Linked DNA regions of Mus musculus: region 2 is linked to region 1. The links are chromatin loops, found by intact Hi-C in ENCODE. Cell type or tissue: left cerebral cortex. All regions are shown on one strand. Links, peaks and the distances in the headings refer to the core of each region. The heading gives the core; the rest is flanking DNA.

The links. Hi-C counts contacts between places; a loop is a spot of excess contacts. Peaks named below come from ENCODE experiments on the same cell type or tissue, not always from the same donor. Only the 100,000 strongest peaks of a DNase experiment are listed, where the experiment ranks them.
Region 2: it touches region 1 in a loop (5-fold over the local background); 9 of 42 quality-filtered maps call a loop at or near these places.

Annotation. Positions count from the first base shown.
Region 1 is chr13:31,624,820-31,627,716 of GRCm38, forward strand. Foxf2 (forkhead box F2) reads left to right here and starts at 997. Exons shown (of 2, transcript NM_010225.2): 1 at 997-2,437. The coding sequence starts at 1,261. In left cerebral cortex, for the core only: no CTCF peak of the experiment used is centred there; a DNase peak (open chromatin) is centred at 1,618; H3K4me3 peaks cover 2,500 bases; H3K27ac peaks cover 1,619 bases.
Region 2 is chr13:31,799,676-31,802,572 of GRCm38, forward strand. No RefSeq gene overlaps it. Among named protein-coding and RNA genes, the nearest start is that of Foxc1, 5.5 kb to the right of the region's middle. In left cerebral cortex, for the core only: a CTCF peak has its summit at 1,687 (motif pointing right); DNase peaks (open chromatin) are centred at 1,417 and 1,709; H3K4me3 peaks cover 898 bases; H3K27ac peaks cover 326 bases.

The DNA of each region.
Region 1 (2,897 bases), core at 277-2,776:
CTCTCTCTCAGCATGAAGTGGAAATGACAAGTCAGTGGAAAATGGAAGCAAATAAAAAACCGAATCCATTCGACTCAAAAGAGTGTCTAAGAGGTGGCCCCAGGTTTCTCCACCCAAACCCCTTGCTCAGCTGACAATCTGTTCATAACTGCCCCGGGCACAGCTCAAGGGCGTCCAGTGTTTGCCCTCTGCTGTGACCTCTCAGAAGCCTGCATGTCCAGCCAGAGAGAGAGAGAGAGAGAGAGAGAGAGAGAGAGAGAGAGAGAGAGAGACCCGGAGTTGGCACGTTACCTTGGGACGTCTGGCACCCTGGCGTGTGGCTGAGGGCAGCACTGCCTAAATGAAGTTGACAGATGGTGTCAGTTCGGGCACTGGGGACCGTGGCTAAGGAAGCTCTTCCAGGGCACAGTCTCCCCAAGACTCAGCCCCCACAGGGTCCGGCGGGGGTGGAGGAGGGGCAGGGTGTGTCCGGGCACGGATCGCTAGGTTGGGGGCACTTCTGGGATAGGATACGGGCTGCTGGAAGGAACAGAGAATGAATTGCTGAAGTTAGGAGTAATCGAGTCTGGCCAAGGTTGGGAGTTCTCCCTGCTGAATGCGGGTGTATCTGCGGCTTTGAAGAGGACAGACTGGGAAAGGGAAAGAGCCCCGAGAGGAATTAGTAGTGCCAGCAGGACCCCGGAGAGTCCGGGAGGCGATAAGAGCAGGAGCCCGCCGCCAGGTCCAGAGGGGGAGGAGTGACGCGAGCCCTGTGCGCCCTCCCCGTGGCGGGCGGCGCGGAGCAAGGAGGGGGCAGGGCGGGGTGGGGTGGAGGGAGGGAGCGAGGGAGGGAGGGAGCGAAGCTGCCGCGGGGAGGGCGCGCCAGGGAGGAAGTCCAAGAGACAGAGAGAAGAGCACTCCTGAAAGAAGACGACGGGCTAGTCCCCGGGGTCCGGGCTGAGGTCTTGGCTCGAGGGCGCAGCTGTCCAGCTCTGGGCAGCGTCGCCTCAGTGGCTTAGGAGACGGTTGCGCAAGGAGCCGGCCGGAGGCTCGGAAGAGGGATGCGCGGGGCGTTGCCTCCGACCCGCCGCCGCCGCCGCCGCCCGAAGCCCCAGAGGAGCTGAGGGAGGCGACGCCGAAGCGCTGGCCCGCAGTGGCCCGGGCTGCAGCGCGGCCGGCGCAGTAGGGCACTCGCCCGATTTGTGGACCGACCCGGCTCCGGCGCCGCCGATCCCGGTCCGGGGTCCGCCCCCCAGGCCCGGCCTCGTTCCCGATTCCCAGATGAGCACCGAGGGCGGGCCTCCGCCACCCCCGCCGCGCCCGCCGCCTGCCCCACTCCGCCGCGCGTGCAGCCCGGCGCCCGGCGCGCTCCAGGCCGCCTTGATGAGCCCGCCACCCGCCGCCACCCTGGAGTCCACTTCGTCGTCGTCATCATCATCCTCTGCCTCCTGTGCCTCGTCCTCTTCTAACTCCGTCAGCGCCTCGGCCGGTGCTTGCAAGAGTGCGGCTAGCAGCGGCGGCGCGGGCGCCGGGAGTGGAGGCACCAAGAAGGCAACCTCGGGGCTGCGGCGGCCGGAGAAGCCTCCTTACTCGTACATCGCGCTCATCGTCATGGCCATCCAGAGCTCGCCCAGCAAGCGCCTGACGCTCAGTGAGATCTACCAGTTCCTACAGGCGCGCTTCCCCTTTTTCCGTGGCGCCTACCAGGGCTGGAAGAACTCCGTGCGCCACAACCTCTCGCTCAACGAGTGCTTCATCAAGCTGCCCAAGGGCCTCGGGAGACCTGGTAAGGGCCACTACTGGACCATCGACCCGGCCAGCGAATTCATGTTTGAGGAGGGTTCGTTCCGCCGCCGGCCGCGCGGCTTCAGGCGGAAGTGCCAGGCTCTCAAACCCATGTACCATCGCGTGGTGAGCGGCTTGGGCTTCGGGGCCTCGCTGCTGCCCCAGGGCTTCGACTTCCAAGCGCCCCCGTCGGCGCCTCTGGGTTGCCACGGTCAAGGCGGTTATGGTGGCCTCGACATGATGCCCGCGGGCTATGATACAGGGGCGGGTGCTCCGGGCCACGCGCATCCACACCACCTCCACCACCACCACGTCCCCCACATGTCGCCCAACCCGGGCTCCACCTATATGGCCAGCTGCCCGGTGCCCGCAGGTCCTGCGGGCGTCGGTGCGGCAGCGGGTGGCGGCGGTGGCGGCGGGGACTATGGGCCGGACAGCAGCAGCAGCCCTGTGCCCTCATCCCCGGCTATGGCAAGCGCCATTGAGTGTCACTCGCCCTACACTAGCCCTGCGGCACATTGGAGCTCGCCTGGCGCTTCACCTTACCTCAAGCAGCCGCCTGCCCTGACGCCAAGCAGTAATCCCGCGGCCTCTGCTGGTCTGCACCCCAGCATGTCTTCCTACTCGTTGGAGCAGAGCTACTTGCACCAGAACGCCCGCGAGGATCTCTCAGGTAATAAAGAGCGCCAAGGCTGGCTGCAAGCGGAGCCTCTGAGAGCCTCTGAGGGCCAGGGCTACTGCACCCTTGGTCCTCAACGCTGGGGTCTTCAGAACTAGAATGCTGGGGGTGGGGTGGGGATTCGGTTCCCTATTCCTAAGTGAGAGAAGGGGATTTGATCTTGTACCCTTCTCTAATGCTCTGGGCCTGTTGGTGGGCCCCAGAATTCCCAAATTGGAGAAGGGTGGTGCCAAGTCCTAAGTCTCTTGGCCTTCATTAGGACACTGTGGACTTTCTCCCAATTAGGTCAGACTCAGCTCTGAAAGAAGGCCTGTGACCTTTGGAGACCTTGGTCGAGGAATTGAGTCTGGATCATTTCGTTTCTTCCTACTCTTTTCAAAGTCCATTTTGCTCGGCTTTAGTTCCTAAAGGAGATGACAGAAAGGGAGCGGTTCTGTATGAAGCAGAGCAAGGG
Region 2 (2,897 bases), core at 295-2,794, 170 kb after region 1:
AAGGGCAGCTGTTATGTGCCCAGCTGCTAGAATCATGCTACAGGAAAAAAAAAAAATCACGATTCACATCCACGTTGTTTAGTAAAGGGATCAGTGACCTGAAATATCCTTAGAAGTTGGCATGTGAGATAAAGGTAGAAATTTGCCATTTGTGACAGTCACTAATTTAAATTTCCCCCTCTTGTTTGCACATAAACTATGTATTTACAAGGGGCACGTTAAGGTCCTCCAGACTCAATGAGTCAGTCTGGGAGGCTATATATCCTGTTGGCAGGTTATTTATTCCCCTTAAGCTTCCCTTCTCTCACGTGCAAGATGCAGATAATAGCATCCATGTCAGGGTCCTTGTGAGGGTTATTTGTAGCACTTGGCAGGATGACAACGTAAGTGCCCCAAGCATCTTAAGTATTCTTATTAGTGTGCTTATTAGTGTCTGTGCTTCAAGAGAGACACAGCCTACCAAACGGATTCACCTTTCATTGGCATTAGAGTGCTACCCTTAACCAAGCTTTGGGGAGGAAAAAAATAGCTGCTTCCCTGGTTGGATGGAGAGAGATTTTAAAATTCCAGCTGTGGTCTTTGTGACCTCAAACAAAAGGAAACCTTTCCTAAAAGTAATTTGGGGTGTAAGCCATGATTACATCTAGGGCTCAGGAAGCCAGAAGCCCAGAATTCAATGCCACACACACACACACACACACACACACACACACACACACAGAGAGAGAGAGAGAGAGAGAGAGATTCTGGATACATTGCCGTATTTTGTAGCTTAAACCTAGTCAATTGTTGGTGTTAAAGAAAAGGGATTGTGAAAGACATAGCTAAATACTATGGTTCAAGTGTCTCCTTTCTTTGCACATGTTTATTTCTATCTACTATTCTGTGGCCACTTGCTTCTGTATTTGTCTTTTTCTTACAGCTTCACTTCCAAACTAAACAGCACTCACTAATCCCAATGCATACCTCCTCAGGTGCCAGCGCTGAGCCTGTGTCTATGTCTGCAGCGTATGTAAATACTGGCGCGCCTCTGCATTGGTAAAGCCGTAGGTGTGCATGGTCTGTTCTCACGCGGTGAGTTGGGGTGTGTAAATGCATGCGGGGGTGTGGGACCTCACCAGCAGCCACCATCACTGCCACTCACTAGTCCTGTTCTTTAAACCGGTTCTTTGGAGGTTCAGTTTTTGGTAATTAAGACTAAGGAGTGTTTTAAAAACAGAAGTACATTTTCCTGGAAACCAGCAGTCTTCATTTGCAACTTTTATTGGCAGACCTGGCGGCCAGTAAATGCATTCCTTGGCATCTCTCAGAAAGTCATTCACTCGGCGAAGTGGCTTTGCCTTTTCTGTAATGTGTACATCAATTTAAAGGGGCCTTCTGGAAGGAATGTGTCGCCGATGGCTGAGAAAGCCCCAATCTCGGGTCACTTCCGACTCTAGGAAGAACATCCCAGATCTATGCCTGCGGGGATGCTCACTGGGATAGGACTAGTCTCTGGGGAAGTGAAAGTTGCCGCCCGAGAAAATTGGGAGCTTCCTTCCAGCCACAAGGTCCTCAGTCAACCTGTCCCCTCACCCCCACCCCACCCCCACTCCCGAGAGGCTCCAGAAGGGAAGGGACCGTCCTTCGCCGGCCTCTGGAACCGGAGCGACCGCAGAGGCAACGCGGAGGTGAAGCAGCGGGCGGCAGGGGGCGCTCGGAGCACGCGCAGTGTTGGGGTCCCGCACGAGCAGTTCCGGAGGAGCAAGACTGGCCCAGAGCACCTAACCGCGGGGAGCTGGGCTCGAAGCTGCCCAGTGGTCCGAGGTTTCTATGTGTCCCCTCCTTTCTTGCCTTTGTCTCCTGGGTAGTAGAAAGCTGCAGAGTCGGAAAGAGGCTACAGGTCCCCGTGGCCACCCCTTCCATCTCCAGTCGCCTGGGAGCCTCAGACTTCGAGCAAGGCTCGCCGCGCAGAATCAAGTGCTAACTTTTTGTATCGTACCTTAAGACCTGCAAACACCCAGCTTTAGTCCAGGGCACCGCGGGTGCCCCCCAACCCCACGTCCCCGAAAATGAGAACTGTGAAACCGACTGCTTCTTGTGCACTCTAGGTCTCCACATTTGCTGACCCAGAGTACAGTGAGGTGCACTATGGGGTGCGACCCAGAGTTGGGGCCAGCTGGGATTGCAGGCGGCAGACTAGGGGTCTCTACGAAGGGCGCCCTGGAAGTCAGGAAGAAAGACCCACTGTAGCACTGTGGTGCCTGAGTTCTTGGCAGGAGACACCGGACCAGCCCTCGGTCTGCAAGGTGCAGCCATCTCCACTGGCCCGGGCATCCCGAATCGTTTTGAGGGTCTGTCCCTCAGAGCACAGCGTTTCTCCCAACACCTATGGACCAGGGGGTGTGGGTGCTAAAGGGCAAAGTTTTCTCTGCAGCCCGGGGAAGGTGCTGGCTTCGCCCCACTGCCCGACGGTCGGCGCCAGTCCGCACCCCGTAGTTCCTGGCAGCGCAAGTCTCCCCGGTCTGGGGACCTGCTTGTATTTTACAGGTCACCCGCGATGTGAGGAGGCTGGGAAATGAAGGGGCCTCTGCCTTCCCAGGCCCTAAAGTTGGCTGCCACCATGAGTCTGTTGGGAATCTGGTTCATGAGGATCCAAGGCACGGGCTTATGCCGGCATGCACGACCCATTCTTTCCCATCGTCTGCCCCTTTTCAAATTTTCTTCTTCTTCTTCTTCTTCTTCTTCTTCTTCTTCTTCTTCTTCTTCTTCTTCTTCTTCTTCTTCTTCTTCTTCTTCTTCTTCTTCTTCTTCTTCTTCTTCGAAGGGGCAGTTTGGCTCTTCATCTACCTCTTCCTAGACAAAGAAAGGCTCAAGTCTTTGGTGAGCAGGCTCCAAAGTTAAAGATTCATTTCTCC